Linked DNA regions of Homo sapiens: region 1 is linked to region 2. A link is a contact called in ENCODE Hi-C or POLR2A ChIA-PET data. All regions are on one chromosome and are shown on one strand. Each heading gives the region's core, a stretch centred on a gene start or an enhancer-like site at or near the end of the contact. The rest is flanking DNA. Distances are from core to core; before and after follow the strand shown. Region 1 overlaps LINS1 (lines homolog 1). Region 2 overlaps CERS3 (ceramide synthase 3).

The links. A loop is a pair of places that touch in the nucleus more often than their neighbours do. ChIA-PET counts read pairs that join two places held with the same protein, here RNA polymerase II (POLR2A). Pooled maps may share reads with other maps.
Region 1: a loop to region 2 is called in a map with no recorded cell type, with 2.2 times the contacts of the local background. The contact joins two enhancer-like sites. A Hi-C loop is called at or near these places in 1 of 37 single-sample maps with no recorded cell type and 4 of 50 pooled maps. POLR2A ChIA-PET finds 5 or more read pairs at or near these places in 1 of 52 experiments (OCI-LY7).

Annotation. Positions count from the first base shown.
Region 1 is chr15:100,592,264-100,599,655 of GRCh38, reverse strand. All of the region lies in intron 1 of LINS1 (lines homolog 1), which reads left to right. Among named protein-coding and RNA genes, the nearest start is that of LINS1, 6.2 kb to the left of the region's middle. Within about 2 kb of position 2,700, at least 12 of the 41 ENCODE cell types and tissues checked have a DNase peak (open chromatin) inside an H3K27ac peak, as active enhancers do.
Region 2 is chr15:100,425,475-100,432,774 of GRCh38, reverse strand. The region is part of intron 11 of CERS3 (ceramide synthase 3); the gene reads left to right. CERS3-AS1 (CERS3 antisense RNA 1) reads right to left here. Exons shown (of 5, transcript NR_120374.1): 4 at 6,692-6,783. Among named protein-coding and RNA genes, the nearest start is that of CERS3-AS1, 56 kb to the right of the region's middle. Within about 2 kb of position 3,499, at least 3 of the 41 ENCODE cell types and tissues checked have a DNase peak (open chromatin) inside an H3K27ac peak, as active enhancers do.

The DNA of each region.
Region 1 (7,392 bases), core at 1,451-3,950, 170 kb before region 2:
TATGTAAATTGTTGTGGAGAACATATTCATTCTTATAGCAGACTCGGCACCCATGCAATTCATATGGTGTATTTGCTAAATGATAGTTAAGTAGAGAGATGGGGGCCTAAGAACTTGTTGGTGAAGAGCCTAGAAACAGAGTTGTCTCCTAATTCCTAGTTCTTTGTATTTCTGGCCATTTGTTTTTCATTAAAAATCCTGCCTTTGAGTTAAACAACCATTTTCAAATGATTGAAGTACATGATTATATCATAGCCAAGTAACATCATATTGTCAAAGTTTCACAGAATGTGCTACTAGGTAATTTTAAATTGCTTTATTGAATTGGTGCTATCAGATTTGCTAATTTTTATAACTTTTCAATGATGTAAAAGCAGTTTAGATTGCGGAATATTTATAACAAGTTAATATTGATTAGGTTTTAACAGATACACTTCATTTCCCATTAACTTAGTTAATAATATAAAACTCACAAAAATGGGAACATCTTACAACATATAAGTGAAATAATTTGGGATAAGTATTCATGAAGCTTGATTCATGAAACCCTGACTCAATCAGAATTGAGTTTATTTCTTGAGTAGAAAGAGACTTTGTCATTGGAAAAATGCCCCAGCACCACTGCAGCAATTCTGATTTAGCTGGTCTCTAGGGAGTCCAAGGCTCATGGGTTTTTCCTAATGTTCCAGTGATGTCAGTGTCAAGGTCAGATTCCAAGGTCAAGGACCACTGCCCAGGAGGCTGTGTCCTGGCCCATAAAGCACTTGGTGGTGGAGAGAATGAGCAGGTTATGCTCTAGTTGGCAGCAGGCAGTGTTCTGGGCCAGCAGGTTGTGTCTGGGGATCTTGGTGTAATAAAGAGGGCCACCATAAAGACAGATGCAGCACAGTTTGGAGCCCATCATTTGCCTTGTTAGCCCAACTTAGTTCAGCTGTACCTGGCAGAAAAGGCGATGGGGCTGGGTAGAGAAATTGTATTTCAGACCTTGGTCATCACAGCAAAAAGAACGCCGAAAGAAAGGAAGCTAACTGGAGGCTTTTGAGTTCCTTATAGTTCTTGCCCTGGTAATTTAAGGGATTTTGGTCTTCTATGGTATTCTACCACAGCCATTTTAAGATGGTGCTTCAGTGTGTGTTGCTTCTGTCAAGTACGTTGTCAGATGTGTCATACGGTAAAGACTGAATGAGCTCAGAACTTAATCCCTGCTATGGATACTACTGTTTATAATTCTTTGATACTACATTTTTATTATAATTTAAAATTCACAACTTAAAATATTACATGGTGTTTTTAAAGTTTTTTGAGATCAAAACGGTACTAAAATATACTTTGGGACTGATTTTAGGATTGTTACATATACACTACTAAATTAATCTTCAGCCAGGAATGTATTCCACAAATATAAGTACCTACTGTGTATCAAATGCTGTGCTAGGAGCTAGGGAAGAACCAAGCAGACAACTCTAAATCATAAAAATCATTGCACAAATCGTTAAAGTATAATTGTGACACATTCTGTAAGACAGGGCACCAGAGCTGGAAGACAGTATCACCGGAGGACCTACCCCTGCCAAAGAAAGTCATATTTAAGCCTAAAACAAAAGGGAAAGTGGGTGGAAGGAGAAGCATTGTATCAAGGCCCAGAGGCTGGAAGGAACCTTTCAAGGTTAATAAATAAAGACATATTGACATCTTCCTACTTGAGTTATACAGGTGTTTTCACATATAAGCCATTTAATTTTTGCAAATCTTTGAGTATGCTACTTGGCTGAGGTAGGTAGATAATCTCGTTTTATCAATTGAAAAATCAGATCTTGTCTGTGTACAGAATTTAGGAGTTCAGTAAAATCTAGACAGTATCACATCTATAGACAGTTCCTCAACGCTACCCTGCCACTGGTGGCGGGTTTGTGGGGGCAGATGGAAAAGGGACAAGGCATAGACTGGAAAAGGGGAAGACTAAGGAAAACCTTTCAGTGAAATATTTCATTCTGAAGTACCACTTAAAACATACAGTTATAATTTAGCAACTAAGTATAGAAAAGTATTCATATTGATACACTGGATAATTTCCATTTATTTTAAAAATGCTTAGCATTAGCATATAAAAACCTAAGGAGCTGAGATTCCTCATCAATAAATCAAGTAGATTGTGCAGTGGTTCTCAAAATGTAGTCCCTGGTTCAATTCTTGGGCCCTCCCAGACCCACTAAATCAGAATCTCCAAAGTGGGCCCAGCCATTTGTGTTCTAATAAGCCTTCCAGGTAATTCTGATGCTACGGTTTGAGAATTATCTCTAAATTATCTCTTGAGATTTTTTCTAGTATGAACACGTTATGATTCTAATGTCCAGCATTAATTTGTGCTATGTTTAAAAAAAAAAAAAAAGATTTGCCTTTGGAGTGGTCACATAATAGAGCTACTTGAGAAAGATACTGTTGCCAGTAGGCCAGGTCAGGTTCTTCGCTTCTCTGCACAAAAGAATTTGAAAGGGAGACCACAGTGAAAATGTAGAAGGTTTGTTGCAGAGTGAAAGCAAGTGCACACTCAAAAGAGGAGCCTGGATGTGCTCAAAAGAGGCGTGTAATGTGGTCAGGGCTCGCTACGCAGACAGGCATGATGAAGGCACAAATATTCTATGATGAAAGGAGAGGGTTTCCAGGAAATGGGTGGGCAGTTCCCAGAATCAGGGCGCCACCCTTTTCTTGACTAAATGTGGTTAATCTGGAACTGCCATAGCTTCAGGTACGTGGCAGGGAGTGGGCGGTTTCCCCAGGGAAGTTTTATGGTAATGGGGCATAATGCAGCCAAGAGTATGCATTCAGTCAAGTTTTTGGCCATCTTGGATTTAACCAATTGCAGCAGGCTTCCTCTGTTACATTCTTATCTGTGCCTGGTCCCCAGGTAGCCCTTTCCCATTGGCACAGCTGCCGGCATTCACCTATGCAAGCTTTTACTTGTGTATCTATGCTTGCAGCTTGATTTTTCAGGCCGCTTTTTGTTAGAAAAGAAATGATTTGGGGGCTGCTTTTTATTAAAAGGGAAACCTTGCCGAGGACTCTCTTACCCTCACTATCTGTCTAAATAATTTCTAGCTCCTGTATCATCAGGCTGTTACCAGTATATCACTTTGACAGAAAAATGCATTTAAGCATTAAGTCTTTTATCTATAACTTGATTGCCAGGCTTTTCCTTCATGCCAAAAAAATCTGGCCTGTTTCAGAGTCCTAAGACAAGAGTTTAATAGGAAGACAATTTACAAACACGTGACAGAGTTTGTATTCTCACTATCTCAGAAGTAACCTGGAAACTTGTTAGAAATACAAATTACTGGGCCCCACCCCAGAACTATCTTATGGGAAGCTCCTAGGATAGGGCCCTGCAGTCTGCTTTCATAAACCTGTCTAGTGCATGACACAGTTTGAGTACTATTGTTTTGAGGAAAAGGAAGGATGGTGTAGCACTCCAAGGCCAGTAACCGCCAGCACCCCCTTTAGCCCTGAAGGTAAAGAGAGCTGGCAGTTCCTGGAGCTTGAAAGTCCAGCCTGCCTTCCGCCCCTCCCACTCCAAATCTCCTGGAGTCTGTTGGGGCACAGAGGAGAGTGAAGAATGGAACTAAAGGGAAGATACTGGCACATGGCATGCTGTCGGAAGATATCTGCCCCACTTCTTTTAATAGGGGAGGGAGGTGCTCTTGTCTAACCAGACCCATTTTATTTTTTCTGTGAAAAGTGCAGTTTCGATTGGTGGAGGGAACCAGAATCCTGGAAGACAGCCTGGGTTTGGAGGCCTCAACTTCCGCGACAGTTGTCACTGCATCTTCATTAATGGAGCAAAATAGATTAAGTAGCCTCTTGGGCTGTGGTCAGATTTGAACCAACTGTTGTTGAATTAGGGGAAGGCCTACTATTGACTTTCCCAGTCTATTAGTCTATGTAGTAGCCACATCATATAAAGAAACTAGTAATTTTTTTTACTTCTAATATTGACCATGAAAATAGATTATTTTTGTATTCTGAATTCAAACATAGACATATCTTTTTAAAGATAACCACAAATTGTTTTCCAAAGAGGATGTGCCGTTTTTCATTCTCACCAGCAGTGTAGGAGAGATCTAGTTTCTCAGCATCCTCCCCAGCATTTGGAGTCATTTTTAGCTCTTCTAGTAGTGGTAGTTCACTGTAGTGTTAATTCATATTTCTGTAATGGCTAATATGGTTAAGCATCTTTCTGTGGGATTATTTGCCATCTTTATATCCTCTTTGGTGAAATGTCTGTGCATGTCTGATCCATTTTGTAATTGAATTTTTTTTTTTAATGTTGAGTTTTGGGAGTTCTTTATATATTCTAGGTACTAGTCATGTGCTTTGCAGATATTTTTCTTTAAGTCTGTAGCTTGTCTTCTCATCTTCTTAGGGTTTTTTTGCAGAGCAAGTTTTAAATTTTGCTGAGTTCCGGTTTATCAGTTTTTACATTTGTGGATCATGCTTTTATGGTCAAGTCTGAGAACCCTTTGACTAGCCTCAGATGCCTAAGATTTTTCCTACATTTTTTTTCTAAAAGTTTAAAGTTTACAGCCATGACCCATTTAGGGTTGACTTTTGTAAAAGGTTGGAGTTATTTTAGAGAAAGTAAAATCAAGGTCATAGTAACCCTTATTCACAGTGCCTTTAATGTGGATGAACTGTTGATGCCCGAGGAGGAACAGTGGATTGTTGATTTTTCATGAGGAGCTTGCCGGGTTTGGTATAGCCACTAAAAGTATAGTCAGCCCTCCATATCCACGGATTCCATTCCAGTAGGTTCTGCTCCCCTGGATTCAACCAACCCCAGATCAAAAATATTTAGGGAATTGGGGAAAAATTTTGGCTACAGGATGGGGTGCTGGCTGCCAGGGGGAACCAGCCCTATGCTCAGAGTTGGCACTGAACATGTATGGATTTTTTCTTCTTGTCATTATTTTCTAAACCATACAGTGTAACAAATATTTACATAGCATTTACAATGTACCGTGTCAAATATTTTAAGTAATCTTGAGATCATTTAAAATACCTAGGAGGATGTGTGTAGATTATATGCAAATACCACACCATTTTATATATGGGACTTGGGCATCTGTAGATTTTGGTATCCTTAGAGAGTCCTGGAACAAATCTCCCACGGATCCTGAGGGATAACTGCCCTTTGTTTTGTTCAGAAACTCACAATTCCAGAAAACCGTGTCACTGACAGCAGCACTGCCAACAACATTTGATCCCACAAGATTCGTGATCATTAACCAAAATCAAAGACCCCTGAAGGTCTGATTACCATGCTGGCCTGTTGATTCTGGGGCTTAAATGGAACTATAGTCGGCCCTCTGGATCCACGGGTTCCACATCCACAGATTCAACCAACCTCAGATAAAAAAATATTCAGAAAAAATAAAAAATAACAATACAATAATAAAAATAATACAAATCAAAACAATACAGTGTAACAACTATTTACACATCACTTACATTGTGTTAGGTATTATAAGTAATCTAGAGATGATTTAAAGTATATGGCAGGATGTGCACAGTTTATATGCAAATATTATGCCATTTTTTGCCAGGGAGTTGAGCATCCATGGATTTTGGTATCCTTGGTGGGTTTTGGAACCAATCCCCCACAGATACCGAGGGGTGACTATACAATTTTAAAAACTCAGTCAAATCGCTATCCTGATTAACATTTCAACCTGTAGTTGCTGAGTATCTTTTGAAAAAATTAATCTTAGTTTATATTGGGAAATTGCATAGTAATTGACCTTGATTTTAGATCTCGCGTAGCATGTGAAAATGTTTCTGAGCACTATTGTTTTACAGTGTGAACAGTTAAGCTGTAGGAGTTACTATTTAATTTGAAGTCCAATGTTGAACTCTTGTCCTGGGCTTTTGGAGCACCAATGGAAGTTTGAAGAGTGCTTTGGTGGAGTGGTGAAGGACACAGGCTCTGATATTAGATTTTCTGGCTTCACATCCTGACTCTGTCCCTGAAGCTCTGTGACATAACATCTCTCTTAGTTTTCTTATCTGTAAAATGGGTATGATAATTAAGCACCCCCCCCCCCCATAAAGTTGTAAAACTCACTTAGAGCAGTATCTGGTACATAGTAGGTACTCAATAAAGTTTAACGATTCGTATTCCTAACACAGCAATTTTATGTGAAGATGGGTGGGAAGTATGTTATTTTATATTAATAAACACATGGTTTTATTAGGCATATAATGCAAAATTCAAATAGTTTACAGAACTTAAAAAATAAACAGAGGCTTCAGATAGATTTTATACTTAATATGGGTAACCCTTAGGCCACTTGGTGTGGGATTTCAGCTCCTCTGCCAAGAGAAAACACTAAGAGAATCACTGCTCCTTCACTTACCTAGTAAGACTGCCCCAATTGTTTGTTTCCAGGCTAGAGAAATCGTTCATTTATCATATAGATGGCCTCAGAGCCTGTCAGCATCCTGTGCACCCTCCGTCAGACACTTGGGTTTGTTGGTGTCTCTTAAAAGCTTGTTGTCTGAAGAGTACACATTCCCCCAGGCCAGCATGATAATGCAGAATGAGATGTGCAAACCTCAGAGCATCCACTTCAGAAAAAATTGTGGTCAGTTAAATCCCCTAGTTTGTTTTCTTAAGGATTTGTCCTTTCCTTTAATACCACAATTGCTTTAAAAAACACATACAAACTACAGTTTTCAATTCCAATGGGCTACCCACGGACATTTATTTTAAAGACAGTGTAATTAAGAGGAGTTTATACTTGATCACAATAAAACAGCCTAGCACCTATTGTCGTCATTCATTCATTAGCTGCCTGGCCCCTTGGCATTTGTGACCTGTATTACTAAGATGAATATTTTTTGATTTCCATCTAAGATTACAGGCCCATCTCCTTTAAGCCTATTACTTCCTATGGGACTAGAACAATAAGTTGATCTTTTGTTAAAGTATATATATGGCCTTTTGTCCTGGGTTCCTGAAGCAGCTCAAGACAGCTTCAGAGCACTAAAGGTAAAAGGCAGTGTTTTGTTATTTATAATAAACACTTTTCACACACCCCAGGTTATGTTAATGAGGTGATTTTTTTGGACCACCTAGATGGCTACAGGATGGAGTGCTCACTGCAGGGAGGGAATCAGCCCTATGCTCAGAGTTGGAACTTTCAGCCCTACCCCCAGTCTCAGGAAGGGGAGAGGGACTCAAGGTTGAGTCTATCACCAAGGGCCAGTGATTTAATCAACCATGCCTAAGTAAAGAAGCCTCCGTAAAAATCCAAAAGTGTTATCAGTTGATGGGTGTCCAGGTTCTTGGCGTCTTGAACAAAGAAAGCACAAACGAAGCAAGGGAAGACACACAAAACA
Region 2 (7,300 bases), core at 2,250-4,749:
TTTCGAACGTACGTGACTCTGTTTCTGCAGGCTAAATACATACAACTCTTTCGAACGTACCTCCTAAGACATGCTGTGGAGTCTTTTCACCTACCTCATCACTCTCTTGTTCTATTTTATCCAGATTATTTAAATGTTATACCTAGAAGTCAGCACAGTTTTCTAGATGTGGTCTGACTCATACAAAATCAAGCAGGTCTGTTTTCTCTGTTTTTCTGAAAATTCTGTTTCTATTGATGTAGGTTAGTTTTCCATTGCTGTTAGTCGCATTATGCTGTTAATTCATACTGAGCTTGAAATTGATTAAGCCTCCATGTCTTTTCCACATGAACTATTGTTAAGCAACATTTCCTCCACTGGGGAATTGTCTGGTGCTGAGAGTGGTTTTTCGTTTTTGTTGGAAGTTATATTTCTTTTTGTTAAACTTCATTTTGCTTGATCAGGTTATCATTCCAGCCTTTTGTTTAAGAATGGGAAAGCCTGACATTTGGTGACAGGTGCTTAAATATTTTTGATGACCTGTTGTTTAAAAGGCCTATTAAAGCCAGGAGTGGTGGTACATATTTGTAGTCCTAGCTGTTTGGGAGGCTGAGGCAGGAGGTTTGCTTGAGCTCAGGAAGTCAAGGCTTCAGTGAGCCATGATTGCCCCACTGCACAATCTAGCCTGGAAACGGAACAAGACCCTGTCTCTTAAAAAAAAAAACAAAAGAGGGCCTATTAAAGGAACTCAGGAGTATGCTATACAAGGCAGCTCATGAAAACGTCCTAATTATTTTGTTTGAATCAGAGGAGGATTGTAATTATACTTAAGCCTAACACACAAGAAGATCTACTACTCACACCGTAAAGAAGATCTCCCAGGATTCCAGACTTTTTGCCTCAGATCAACTTGTTACTGCTGTGTTGCTAGCTTGTTACATGCTAGCTATGTTGACTACAGCTAACTAGAGTGGCTTGGGCGTTAATAGAAAAATACAGCCAGGTCCCAACACAGACCAGTTAAATCTACAGAGGTGAGATCGAGACACTGGAATTTTTGACAGTCCTCTTCTTCCACTAAATGATTCTAATTTGCATCCTAGGCTGAGATCTACAAGATTAAGCAGAGAAAACCAGCTGCATGTGTCTTCTCCCCACTGGAAAAATGTCCATGGTGCCACTCCATTTACTGGGTCTATTTTTTAAAAAGCGGAGATCACTATACTCTTCCCTACATTTGTAAAGTCAATTGGCATGACCTCAACAAACATTCCCATCTTGAAAATATTACAAAATTAGTGGACTTTTGTGTTACATTGATGTTCTGCACTAAAAGAAAAAAAAACTGATAAAAATTCAGACTTGAAAATAAGCACATTGGGATTCTTTTGTAGAAAAACAGAATTCTTTAAATAGCACATTTTTCTGGAGAATTTAAAAACATGATTTATTTTATAAAATGATTATTTTTAAAGAACCATTTATTATATAAAGTGAGACATACTTGCAATTTTATGTTGCCTTTCTGGACTGAAAAGTTACTTGTGAAATATAGAGACTAAGGAAGTCAAAGTTATTTGAAAGCATGGAATTTTAGAAGTTGAAAGACCCTTAGGCAACCCTCTGCTGCAACTTTTTCTTTTCACAAAGAGTAGCAATCCAGAGAGGGTTTGTGGTCTAACAGACAACCATGCTCTCCAAAGTGCAGTCTGACCATCAGCCCAGGTACAGTCCAGGGACTGCTAGAAATACAATATCTCAGGCCCCACCAGTGACCTCCAGCATGAGAATCTGTAGTTTACCAAGAACCCTAGGTGATTTGCGAGCATGTTACAGTTTGGGAAGCACTGGTCTAGAAAATTCATATTCCAGACAACTGAAAGGAAAACGGCCACGCGTAGCCAGAGTTCACAGAACTCAATTTAAATTTAATGCAACTGCCTTGAGGAGGGAAAAAAGGGGAAAAAACTCAATTTGTTTTTTTCTGTGACCTTGTCAACTTGGATAATTAGAACCTATATAACAAAAAGGAATGTACTTTGCTAGTAGTTCAGAAAATTGAACTGACTGAATGTATTTTTTTCATACAGTGAAAGCTAAAAATTTGCTTTCAAAACAGCATAAAATGCTTATTATATAGCTCTTTGTTTCATTGCCAACTGCGGATTTAGACATGGAGTCATTCAAAGAGCAGTGGGACATTATGAGTAATTCACAATCTTCTGGGCTTTTGACATTTCTGCAAAGCCACAGATTCCCAAGCACAGCATTTAGTTACAGCACTTCAAAAACACAGCACTATGATTTTATGGAAGCTGTAGTACAGATGTCATTCCCAGAGGTGTAAGGAAATGCTGTGGGCAAAGATTGTTCATTTAGTTCAAATGAGCATTTTATCTTATTAACATTAGAATGTATTTTTTTTCTCATTGTCAAGTTTTTTGTTTTTGTTTTTGTTTTCTTTTGGTCATTCTTTTTTTTTTTGAGACGGAGTCTCGCTCTGTCGTCCAGGCTGGAGTGCAGTGGCGTGATCTCGGCTCACTGCAAGCTCCGCCTCCCGGGTTCACGCCATTCTCCTGCCTCAGCCTCCCGAGTACCTGGGACTACAGGCGCCCCCCACCACAACTGGCTAACTTTTTGTATTTTTAGTAGAGACAGGGTTCCACCGTGTTAGCCAGGATGGTCTCGATCTCCTGACCTCGTGATCCGCCCACCTCTGCCTCCCAAAGTGCTGGGATTACAGGTGTGAGCCACCGCGCCCGGCTTTTTTGGTCATTCTTGCAATCATTTTTGAGGAATACAGATGAAGCCCAAGTGAATTATGTATAAGCATATATATATATAAATATATAAAAAAAAATACACCAAAAGTAAAGCCAAAAGTGTAGACATCCGGATTTGACTTTAAATTTATTGTGCTCACCTTTTCTTTTGGTGGAGATTAAAGTGGTGGGAATTTGTGTATTAATTGAGTGATGCTGGTTGTGTTACACATATTGTACAATACGGGGTGATGGCTGTGGATAAGTATGTTTATTTAAGAAACACAGATGGTGAAGCTTTTCCGTGCTGTGTCATGTGAGGATCAACTGAAGGATGGGGGAATGTTTAGCTGGAAGAGGAGTTCATTATCTTTAAATGTTTGGAAAATTAACCAATGTTTGAAGGGAGTACACAGACTTCTTTTGCCTGGTACAAAGGGGTAGAACTTGGAGGAATGCGTGGGCGCTCCAGGGAGGCAGAGATCAGCCCCAAATATGAAAGGAAGCAGATAGTGAATGACTGCAGAGACACAGGCAGGGGTGTGCGTCTTCTGCTAGGGTTGTTGTAAAGAGCCTATCACCATCAAATAGAAACTGGATTAGAAGACACTTAAAGGTCCCTTTCAAACCTGTAGGTCTACAGATACTGCTGTTTCTTACGTAATACCCCTTCCACATCGCAGTGCTACTCCGATAGCCTCCAGAGTTTCCCTCCTGGACTGTGACCTCGGCCTCCCAAGTATGCCAGCTGGGCTCCTTCCAGCCATTTCCACACAGTGGCAGAGAGCACTGCTATAGAAACCAGCTCCCCCGGTGCAGAAGCTCACTGAGGACAAACACCTTGTCTGTTTTCTCACTGATACACTGCAAACACCCAAAACAGTGCTATAAAGTGGCTTCTAGTTGGGTTTAGAAATGAATTTGAATTTCTGACCATGACCTGTGAAATTCATTATCTGATCTGTGCTTATTTGAGGCCTCACCTGGGGTCAGGCCCTGCCTTTCTCAGCATTCATTAGCTGTGCTGTCCTTGCTAATCCCCGAGCATGCAAGGCTCTCACATCGCAGGGCCTCTGCCCACGTTGTTTCTTCTTGAAAGGTTTATTCCACTCTTCTCCGGCTACTCCTGTTAAACTATAGGTTACAACTTGAGTTCATTTCCTTAAGGCCTTCCTGGCATCAGCCTCATCTAAGTGAGATTCCTCTATTTAAATATCATAGTATTCTCTACTTCCTAACATGCATCAAACCTGTAACGATGTATTTCTTATTGTGTGTTTGATTCTGTAGCATTCAGTTCTTTCAATAGATTGTAAGTTATTTGAGAACAGACCATTATATCTCCAATGTCTTGCACAGGGCACAGGGTATTAAAAGGATTTTTTGAACTGGTGGTTCTCAACTGGAGCAGTTTTGGCCTTCAAGGATATTTGACAATCTGTGGAGACATTTTTGTCTGTCACAAGTGGGAGGTGCCACTAGTATGATACAGATAACTGGAGGTGCTTACTGCTAGACGTCCCACAATGGGCAGCAAGGTCCCGGAATCACCTGGCCCAAAATATCCACAGTGCCGAGGTTGTGAACCTTGGGGTGAATGAATGAACTGTCTGTCTTTTGGTTGATTGTCCTTTGTGGCAAGGTGTTTTTCCCAAATTATTCATTGCTTTCCCACTGCCAGTGTCTTCTCATCCAGGGGAAACTTTGATTTATGCAGGAACAGCCAAACACATGATTCCTTGAGAAACCAAGCTCTCCAAAATTAGCTGGTTAGTATTTCTTTACATGGAAATATTGGCATTTAAAATTATTCAAATGATAATGGTTTTGAAAGAAAACAGTTGCCAGCCATTTCCTTTTGAGATAAGGCAACTGCATTGAAAAGTTTTGATGGATGGAGAAAATGAGATTGTAGCAAATTTGTCAGTTGTAATCCCAATCTGAGAAAACATTTACTCTGATAGCACTCTGCACTATAACCTTCAGTTCCTTCACTGTTATGTACCATGAGGGCTGGGAAGGACACACCAGGGGAGGCCGTTTTGACTCTGCCAAACAGTGGTTCCTCATTCATTCTAATTCACTTAGTGACGTGGCTCTCTCATTGCTTTTTTCACCACCTGACCTCTTTACCTTCTGAGTCTAACTCAGTAAAACTGTTCCCATCCTGGGGGTGGCCACCTTCACCTGTCTCTCGGCAGGAAGCACAGAATCTGAGTTTGAGCTACACAACTTTTTGTTTCTAGCTCAAGCCATCATATTTATGAGGAAGACTTGTTAGAAGAAAATGAATGACAGTTTCTACCTATTGAAAAATTTCATTCGGCTTTGTAGTCAGAGTCTGGGACAGTACTTCCCAATCTTCATCACTTCATCGTACCCGAGAGATTGATGTTTGTGCAGCACACAAGGGTAAACTGAGGTGGGCCTCAAAGCAGGAGAAGACAGTACAAGTAATCCAGGCACCTGGGGCTCTGGTAGCTTCAGGCTCTGCCTTGCTACCCCAAGGCCTGAGAGGATTAATGTCTCAGCATAACTTTTAACCCTTTCCTGGCACATCCGTTGGGAATTTCTGGTATAGAATAGCCTCACGTAATGGCCACTCATCTATGGGCCAATAGATGATAATGTTATTCATTTCCACTTAATATGGGCTGATAGATTGGCATTGCCTAAGAACAAGTCATATTTTGTTTATCCCTGGAGAAGCACAGATGAGATACTTTTAAAATTTTCCTTATTCGGAATTCTTGCCAACAATAGCACTTTCGCTCCTCCGAGACAGGGATGCAGCGCTGTCCAGCAGGAACCATCTGAAGTAGCCATCACAAGGCCTGCTGCAGAGGACCGTATGTCAGAAGAGGTCTCTCAGGACCAAAACATACGCAGCTGTGTCATGGAGGGCCAGCCAGTGGGGCACACACCCCTCGGCTGACTACTGTGTTCCCTTACCCTGAGGTCACGGGTGTGGGCTTGCCAACCCGTGTCAGCTCAGAATCTGGAGCCTGGCCACAGAGATCTGATATAGCTTGGACATTGCTGAAGACAGCATTTGGAGAGCTGAAGAGTGCAGGGACCCGTATCAAAGGACCCAATTGAGTGTAACAGGCTGGAAATGAAGTACCTCATAAAAGGCAGGGATTGGGGATAATTTTTAGGATTTTGTTTTCAGCAACTGAGTGGGTGGGAGTACCATTTGCTAAATTATGGAAGGCCAGAGAAAAAGGTGGTGTTAAGGGGAGGAGACTAGAGTTTAAAGACTGTTAGACAGCTGAGGGATTTTCTAGCTATTGAGTTTTTGAGTTTGAAGCCTGAAAGAGGCCCACACGGGGGATATAAACTTGGGAGTCATCTACAGTTATACAGTATTCAATTAATGCTATGGTATTAGATTAATTCATTCACTCTTTCAACACATATATCCAGAGTGCCTACTATGTACTAAATGAGATCACCTACGAGAACCCAGAGAAGACAGATGGTATATTCCAGTATATTCCTACTCATTTTATTCTCTCTCCCTCTCTTTCCCTGCAGAGATGGCCACTGTCTTGAAGCTGGTATCCTTCCTCTCATGCCTCTGTATATTTATTATGTCTGGATATAGTTACGGGCATTAGAGTATTATTTTCTGTATTTTAAAACTTTATGTAAGTGATATGAGCTGATATATAAATGTGTAGCTTTTTTCACTCATTATAAGACTATTCATATTGATGTATGTCTCCTTGTGAACATGTGTGTGAATTTCTCCATAAATGGAATTGTTAGGTCAAATTTATTTTATTTTTTATTTTTCACTATCTCAAAGGAACTCATTTTAATTTTTTTATTATGCAACATTTAGTTTATTAATTGAATATGAAATTTTTGATGTGTATATAGCTGATGAGCTTTTTTTTCTTTTTCAACTTTTTTTAAAATAAAGAAAATAGGTTTAATTGACTCACAGTTCTGCAGGCTGTACAGGTAACATGACTGGGGAGGCCTCAGGAAACAATCATAGCAGAAGGCAAAGGGAAAGCAGGCACTTCTTACATGGCTGGAGTAGGAGGAAGAGAGCGAAGTGGGAGGTGCTACACACTTTTAAACAACCAGATCTCGTAAGAACTCACTCACTGTCACAAGAATAGCAAGGGGTAAATCCACCCCCTTGATCCAGTCACCTCCCACCAGGCCCCTCCTCCAACATTCAGAATTACGGTCAACATGAGATTTAGGTGGGGACACAAATCCCAAACCATATCATTCTGCCCCTGACCTCTCCCACATCTCATGTCCTTCTCACATTGCAAAATACAATTATCCCATCTCAAAAGTCCCTCAAAGTCTCAACTCATTTTAGCATTAACTCAAAAGTCCAAAGTCCAAAGTCTTATCAGAAACAAGCTAGTCTCTTCTGCCTATGAGCCTGTAAAATAAAACAGCAATTAATTAGTTCCAAGACACAATGGGGGTATAGGTATTGGGTAAATACTCCCTTTCCAAAAGGGACAAATCAGCCAAAACAAAGTGGGCTACAGGCCCCATGGAAGTCTGAAGCCCAGCAGGGGGTCATT